Regions from separate parts of the Homo sapiens genome. Here regions 1 and 2 are each linked to region 3. Evidence: chromatin loops called from intact Hi-C (ENCODE). Cell type or tissue: HCT116. All regions are shown on one strand.

Region 1 (2,500 bases), 110 kb after region 3:
TGTGTTTTGCTTGTTCAGGGAGCAGTGAGAAGATGGGAGGAAGAGAGAAGTCAGATCACAAAAAGCCTTGAGTGGTGGAGTTAAGACACCAAGGGTCTCAGGCCTGGGCTCAGCTGAGAAGTTGCCTCCTCTGACCCCCAGGCGAAGTTGTTTGTACCTGTCCCTTTGTGAGCCCCCCAAATTCCCCCATCTGATTCACTGCTGCTCAGAGCCTGTCCCTGAGGAACTGCCAGGAGTTTTGATATTTGGAAAAGAATCTTGTCTAGCCCCTCTATTGGGCTAGTGAGCTCTAGAGCCCCTGGGCTAGACCGTGGGGGTGGAGGGTCCCTGTCTGTGGTTCTTGTGGGCCTGTGGTTCACTTCTGTAGCCGGGTTAGAGCAAGGGACTGGGGCATCCTGGTCATAGTCAGGGCCTTGGACCCCAAATTCCAGAGAAACAAATCAGTAGATTGAACAGGCAACAAAGCTGAGCTGCAGTCCAGAAAGAAAGGCCAGGGCAGGAGCCTGAAACATGGGAACCCTGTGGGGGCGTCCGGCGACACCTTGCTCCAGGTCCCAGCCCACACCAGTGGAATCCATTTTGGAGAGGCTTGGCCGGGCGAGTGCAAAAGGCCCCATTCCAGACACTGTTCCCAGCCGCTCTGGGGTCTGCAGGGCCTGGCTTGTCTCCGGTCCGGGTCTCCTAACCCAGGAGGGCACTGACATAGGGGCAGCAGGCAGGATGGGAGGGCAGGGCATGGGCAGCCGCTCAGACTTTGCCTCAGCATTCCTCAGCCCCCCGGGTCCCCGGCTTCAGCTTCTCCAGGGTCCTGCTCACGGTGGACAGGCTGCTGCGGGCTCCTGGGGGAGAGAACAGGGACGAGGACTGCCTCCGTAGACAGGTCCCCATGGAGTTGTCAGGGTCAGAGGAACTCAGAGGGACCCAAGGCCGGGGTGCCTGGTTGACCCCAGGGCAGAGCTGGGATAGAATGGGGAGAGGGGAGCATCCCAGGGGACAGTTTCAGCCCAGTTTAAAGAGGTACCTCCAGTCAGGATGGCTTTCAAGAGGGCAGCAGCATAGGCCGGGGGTAGAGGCGGGACCCCGGAGCCCACTGCCTGGTTTGAGCTTTGACTGCCGCACTTCCTGGCTGTGTGGTCTTGGGCATGTCACTAAATCTCCCTGTGCCTCGGTTGCCCCTTATGTAAAATGAAACTAATGATAGTGCTGCCCTCATGTGGTTGTTGTGAGACTTAAAAGAGCGAATAATAGATGAACAGGGCTGGGAACAGTGTCTGGAATGGGGCCTTTCACTGAGTATTAGGCATCCAACCCCTGGTGGCAGAGACTGGGCTGGGACCATCTTTGAGAAACTCCTGCCCTGGAACTTTCCAGGTGTGGGGTGGAAGAACAAGGAGATGCCCAGTTTGGGGTATGAACTTTAAACTGGGGTGGTTAAAGCTAGTACCCAAAGCTGGTACCCATGGCCTCTTTAAACTGGGCTGAAACTGTCCCCTGGCATGTCCCCCCCTCCCCATTCTATCCCAGCTCTGCCCTGGGCACTGGGAACCCCAGCTTGGGTCCCTTTGAGTTCCTCTGACCCTGGGAGAGATGGGAGAGGGGAGTGGGAAAATAAACTGAGGTATAGGACCTGGGGGAGGGGAAAGGGAGGGAGGGGAAGGGGCAGGGAGGTGCCCTCATTCCAGTGTCCACGCTGGGCAAGACAGAAGCCCTCAGAGTAAGCAAGAGGAGATCAGTTCAGCTTGGAGCAGCAAGGGTCTGACTGTGCACCTGGGGAAAGTGCCAGCAGTACCGTCTCCCCGCACTGGGGAGGCCCCTTCGGCATGCCGCTCAAGGCTCCCGGGCCCCATGGAGCTGCTCAGTCAGGGAGGGGAGATGAAAGATGGATTCAGGCTGGGCACGGTGGCTCACGCCTATAATCCCAGCACTTTGGGAGGCCGAGGCGGGTGGATCACCTGAGGTTGGGAGTTCGAGACCAGCCTGACCAACATGGAGAAACCCCGTCTCTACTAAAAATACAAAAATTAGCCAGGCGTGGTGGCACATGTCTGTAATCCCAGCTGCTCGGGAGGCTGAGGCAGGAGAATTGCTTGAAACCGGGAGGTGGAGGTTGCAGTGAGCCGAGATCATGCCATTGCACTCCAGCCTGGGCAACACGAGCAAAACTCTGTCTCAAAAAAAAAAAAGAAAAAAGAAGGATGGACTCGGGAATTTCTGGAACTTACCTTCCTTGTTGCCATTGGTGCTGGATCTTCCTTCCCCGTGGTCTGCCCCTGGATGGGGATGGATTCTTAGGCTCCCTGCAGGATGAGACCACCCCAAGCCCCCTGATTACTGAGCCATTCCCCAAATCAAGCCTAGGTTGGGAAGGGAAGTCCTTCTTGCTATCTAGTCTCCATCCCTGATGCTGTCTTTGCTCCACTGCATTCCTTTAGGTCTCACATGATCTGGGCTGATTTGGGCAGGAGAAAAAGAACTGGGCCCTTGAAGGAGAAAATGGCAG
Region 2 (2,500 bases), 86 kb after region 3:
GGGCATGGGGCCTTCAGTCTGGCCTGGTTCCACCCCTTGCATGGAATGTCCCTCCTTATTTTCCTGGAAAGCTAGCAAGGGGTGGAGCACAGACCGTGGAGCAGAAGGGAGTCCGAAGTGCAGATGAAGAGGCTGCCAGTCGGGAGGCTCCCCAGATGGACAGGCAGGCAGAAGAGGCCCCGCCCCCACGGCTGTGGGGATACCTTGAGAAGGTACCCAGCTGCCCTTCTTCCCTCATGTCCTGGGCAACCTAGAACCAGCCTTTCTCTGCCTGGCCTCTTAGGGGTCCAAGGCCGAGGAGTTTCTGGACCATTTGGAGACCCAGAATTCCTTCTCTCCCCAACAAAAGTGTTTCCAGGAATTACTTCCTTCTGAGACTAAAGCTTGGCCTGACACAAGAGCCTCTTCTGGAAGGTCCTTAACTCATTGGGGTGTTGGAAGGCAAGTCTTAGGGATCAAGGCCAGTTTGTGACCATGATAAAAGCTCAGTTGTTGTCCAGGGTCAGGATTCAATGCATATGGATCAGGGTCAGAGTTCAGGTTGGCACCAGATTCAGGGTCAGGCTCAGTGATCAGAGTGAGAGTTCAGTGTATGGACCAGGGTCAGCGCTATCTGTTCCCAGGGTCAGGGCTCAGTCTATGGCCTGAATAAGGGCTAATGTGTGTCCATGATCAGTCTGCATGCAAGTCAGGTTCACTATATGGTAATTGTCAGGGTTTAGTTTATGGACTGGGGTCAGAGCTCAGTCTGGGATCAAGGTCAGTGTTTGATGAATGGACAGGCAGGGTCAGAGCTCAGAGTGTGACTAGGGTCAAGTTCAGTCTATGATTAAGGTCAGGACACAGTATGGACTGGGGTGAGGTTTCAGTCTAACATCAAGGTCAGGGTTTAGTCTATAAGCAGTCTCAGGACTTATCTGTGACCTTGATAAAGGCTAAGTTTCTGTCCAGGATCCAGGCTCTCTCTGTAATAAGGTCAGGTTCCAGGGTTGGATGAGTCACTTAGTAAATCTGAGTGACCTAACTCCCCCTCTTCCCCCATTTCTTAGGGCCTTGGACCTCAGAAGAGGAAAAGGCAAAATTGTGCAGTCTGGTTGGGCTGAGTGGTGTCTATCTCCTGCCATGTGCCCGGGGTGCCCTCTGGTGGCAGTCCCCAACAGTGCCGATTTCCTCAGGCTTGGTCCCTCCATCTGGCCATCTCCTGCTTTGGGGAGCCTGGCCCTCAGGCTGGTCCTTTGGCGCTGATCTAGTCAACCCTTCCTTCCCGTGCCATCCCACCTCCCCACAGAGAAATAGAAAACTGTGCAATTGGTTAGGGGAACTCTCAGACATATGAAATCTTCTCCCTTCCTGCCCAGAGTTAGGCATCTTGACAAACCCGTATTACTCGGGACCTGGAATCTCAGCTGTGCGATGAGATCCACACCTTTTCCTTCCTCCTTCAGTCCACAGGTGCTTATTGAGCACCTACCTTGTGCCAGGTGGGCACCGAAGGTACAGCTGTGAACAAGTCAGAATCTGGCCTCTTCGTGCTCACATTCCACTTCTCCCTAATCCCCCACTCCTAGTCCACAGTTCTCATCAGAAGGCTCCTGGCATCACAGAAGGCTGAGTGGGATTCAGAAGTCAGCAGCATGGGCTCCCTGCTCCCCCTGGAGTCTGCAGTTAGACTATTCTATCTTCCGGGTTCTCTGTCTTCCTGTCTCCTTGGAGTTTCACCACCACCCACATGCCGACAGCTTCTACGTCTCCATCCCAGCGCCTCCTCTTCCAGAACTCAGAGCTGTGGCTCCAGTTTCTGTGGGACAGTCCCTCTGGGCTAACAGGTCTTTTGCCTTACCAGGATGTCCCTTTTTTCCCAAATCCAGATCCTCCACCATACACCCTGGTGCTCAAACCAAAATTTTAGAACTTCCTCAGGATTCTTCTCTTTCATGCCCCCAAAACTCCCCCAAGAGGTGCAGAATCTGTCTACTCCAAGCAACCACCCTAGTCCCAGTGCCCATATGTCTCACTGCTGTGACCTCCTAGCCTGCCCCTCCTAGCCTTGCTTTCCCTCTTGCCCCTCGCCACTCTGTTACTTCCACACAGCAGGTGGAGCAGTCTTTACCATCATAAATCAGATCATGTCACTTCCCTGCTTAAAACCCTCCAGTGGGTCCCATCTCACCAAGAATCAAATCCCAACTCCTCACCCGGGCTTACTAAGCCCTCCATGAGCTAAGCAATACCCCCTCCCCGCCTCTCCAGCTTCATCTTCCATCTGTGTCTCAACAGCCTTTCTTTCTTGTTCTGACACACAGAGGCCAGTTCATTCTCACCTTAGGGCTTGGCACTGGCTGTTTCCTGAGCTTGAAATGTTCCTGCTCTAGACCTTTGCATGGCTGACTCACCATTCAGAGCCCAGCTTAAATGCCACCTCTTCAGAGAAAAACCCCCAACCATCCGACAAGTGCCTCTATCTATCACAACATCCTATTGTAATTTTCTGTGTAGTGCT
Region 3 (2,500 bases):
ATATTTCTTAAATTGAGATAAAAGTCAGATAACACAAACTTACCATTTTAAAGTGTACAATTAAGTGGTTTTTAATATTTCAAAATGTCGTGCAACCACCACCATTATCTAATGTCTGAACATTTCTGTTACCCTGAAAGGAAAACTTGTACCTGTTAGCAATTTCCATTCACTTTAAAAATGAACTTTATGGAAGTATAATTTACATGCAATAAAATTCACCGATTTTAAGTATAATTTGATGAATTTTGACAAATGTATACTGTTGTATAACCACCACTATAATCAGAAATACAGAACAGAATATATTTTTAGATTTTACAGATACATGTTCCATCACCCCCAAATTTCCCTCATGTCTCTGCAGTTCACTCTATCCCTAACCCCAGTAACCACTGATCTGCTTTCTGTCACCATAGTTTTGCCTTTTCTAGAATTTCATACAAATGGAATCAAAGGGTATGAAGCTTTTGTGTTTGGCTTCTTCCACCTAGCACATCCATTTACTGTTTTTTTTTTTTTTTTTTTTTTTTTTTTTTTTTTTTTGAGACAGAGTCTTGCTCTGTCACCCAGGCTGGAGCGCAGTGGCATGATCTCAGCTCACTGCAACCTCCTCTGCCTCCTGATTTCAAGCAATTCTCCTGCCTCAGCCTCCCAAGTAGCTGGAATTACAGGTGTGTGCCACCACGTCCAGCTAATCTTTGCATTTTTAGTAGAGACGGGGTTGCGCCATGTTGGCTAGGCTGGTCTCAAACTCCTAACCTCAGGTGATCCACCCACCTCAGCCTCCCAAAGTCCTGGCATTACAGGCGTGAGCCACTGTGCCCAGCCCATCCATTTACTCTTAACATGCCCTCTGCTGCCCTACTTCAAAAGGGGTCTTCAGCCCAGCCTGTCCAAAACATGGGCTCAGGACAGGGTAATATCTGGGCCATCCCTGGGTCCCATGCACAGGTACTGGTCTCAAAGGTGCTACCCAAGGCAGGATAAAACTCAGTTCCAAACCTGAGCCTGGACTCCTCTCCCCTGACCTTAAGAACATGTCCTCCTGGGTCCCCCGACTGTGGCCAGCCAAAGGCTCATCCCACGCCTGACTCTCCCTGCACACATGTGGCTGCTGCAGAAGAGCTGTCCTTTCAACTCCAGGTGGCGCTGTACACCCTTACTATCTTGAAGTCCGGTACACAGGAGGGCGTGGGCTGAATCCTCTGCCATCCACTAGCTGTGTAGCCTTAGAAAAGGCTAATCCTGCCCCTAATCCTGCCACCTCGATTTCCTCACTTGTACACAGTCAATAGTAATCCACACCTCACAGAGTGGAGAGGATTCAAGGGATCAGCAATGTGATGAGGCCAGCACAGTGCCTGGCACTGAGTGAGGCTTCTGCAATGCAGATTCCGTCCTTCCCTCCACCCTGGGGAGAGCATGAGGCCATTGTCAAGATGACCCCTGACACAAATTGGCTAGTCCGAGCCCAGAGCGCTGAAGTTCCCAGAAGGACCGGGAGGGGGCGCCCACCCACATTCTTCCCCACCTGAGTCTGCGCTGACGATTTCCTGGGCTTATCTGGATCTTCCTGCAGAAAGTCAGTCTTATGTGACCCTGTACAACCTCCTGGACTTTCCCGCGGGCGTGGTGCCTGTCACTATCGTGACACTACAGGACGAGGAGGAACTGGCCTTCTACAAGGGGTGCTACGGAGATAGTTCTGACAAAAATTTCTCAGAGGTCAGTTTCCTTCTCCGAGCCTCTCCCGGAGCGGGGACAAACCAGGGCTGGTTCTCTCCGGGTTGGGGCCCCTGACGGTAGTGGTGGAGAGAGTAGGGCGGGACTGGTCATTCCTGGTGTTCACCCTTTGGCACTTATGCTAGTTTCACCCCAACCCTGAGGACACATCATTTGACCTCCTTGTCAGCCCCATCCATGTCAGGGGAGAAAACTTTGCAAAACCAGTGGTTTTCTTTGTATTTCTTCTGCCTCCTCCTCCTCCCCCTCCCCCTCCCCCTCTTCCTCCTTCTCCTCCTCCTCTTCCTCCTCCTCCTCCTTCTCCCCCTCCTTCTTCTTTTTCTTCTTCTCCTCCTCCTCCTCCTCCTCCTCCTCCTTCTCCCCCTCCTTCTCCTTCTCCTTCTTCCTCCTTTTCCTTCTCCTTCTCCTTCTCCTTCTTCCTCCTTTTCCTTCTCCTTCTCCTTCTTTTTTGAGACAGAGTCTTGCTCTATCGCCCAGGCTGGAGTGCAGTGGCACGATCTCGGCTCACTGCAACCTCTGCCTCCTGGGTTCAAGTGATTCTCCTGCCTCAGCCTCCCAAGTAGCTGGGATTACAGGCACCTGCCACCACGCCCGGCTAATTTTTTTTTTTTTTTTTGAGATGGAATCTCACTCTTTTGCCCAGGCTGATGTGCAGTGGTGCAATCTCAGCTCACTGCAACCTCCACATCCTGAGTTTGAGCCATCCTCCTGCCTCTCAGCCTCCCAAGTAGCTGGGACTACAGGCATGCACCAC

Evidence for each region. Hi-C counts contacts between places; a loop is a spot of excess contacts. Peaks named below come from ENCODE experiments on the same cell type or tissue, not always from the same donor. Only the 100,000 strongest peaks of a DNase experiment are listed, where the experiment ranks them.
Region 1: it touches region 3 in a loop (8-fold over the local background); 18 of 110 quality-filtered maps call a loop at or near these places.
Region 2: it touches region 3 in a loop (6-fold over the local background); 92 of 110 quality-filtered maps call a loop at or near these places.

Annotation. Positions count from the first base shown.
Region 1 is chr1:46,546,971-46,549,470 of GRCh38, forward strand. It overlaps KNCN (kinocilin), which reads right to left. Exons shown (of 4, transcript NM_001322255.2): 3 at 2,223-2,297; 4 at 1-839. The coding sequence ends at 760. All of the region lies in intron 3 of MKNK1-AS1 (MKNK1 antisense RNA 1), which reads left to right. Among named protein-coding and RNA genes, the nearest start is that of KNCN, 3.4 kb to the right of the region's middle. RefSeq lists enhancers at 362-862, 863-1,363. In HCT116, a CTCF peak has its summit at 1,213 (motif pointing left); a DNase peak (open chromatin) is centred at 1,231; H3K4me3 peaks cover 362 bases.
Region 2 is chr1:46,527,068-46,529,567 of GRCh38, forward strand. No RefSeq gene overlaps it. Among named protein-coding and RNA genes, the nearest start is that of TMEM275, 7.2 kb to the right of the region's middle. In HCT116, a CTCF peak has its summit at 1,139 (motif pointing left); a DNase peak (open chromatin) is centred at 1,114.
Region 3 is chr1:46,441,310-46,443,809 of GRCh38, forward strand. It overlaps the pseudogene FAAHP1. Among named protein-coding and RNA genes, the nearest start is that of LINC01398, 7.1 kb to the right of the region's middle. RefSeq lists enhancers at 919-1,048, 1,569-1,808. In HCT116, a CTCF peak has its summit at 1,462 (motif pointing right); a DNase peak (open chromatin) is centred at 1,192; H3K4me3 peaks cover 1,285 bases; H3K27ac peaks cover 1,125 bases.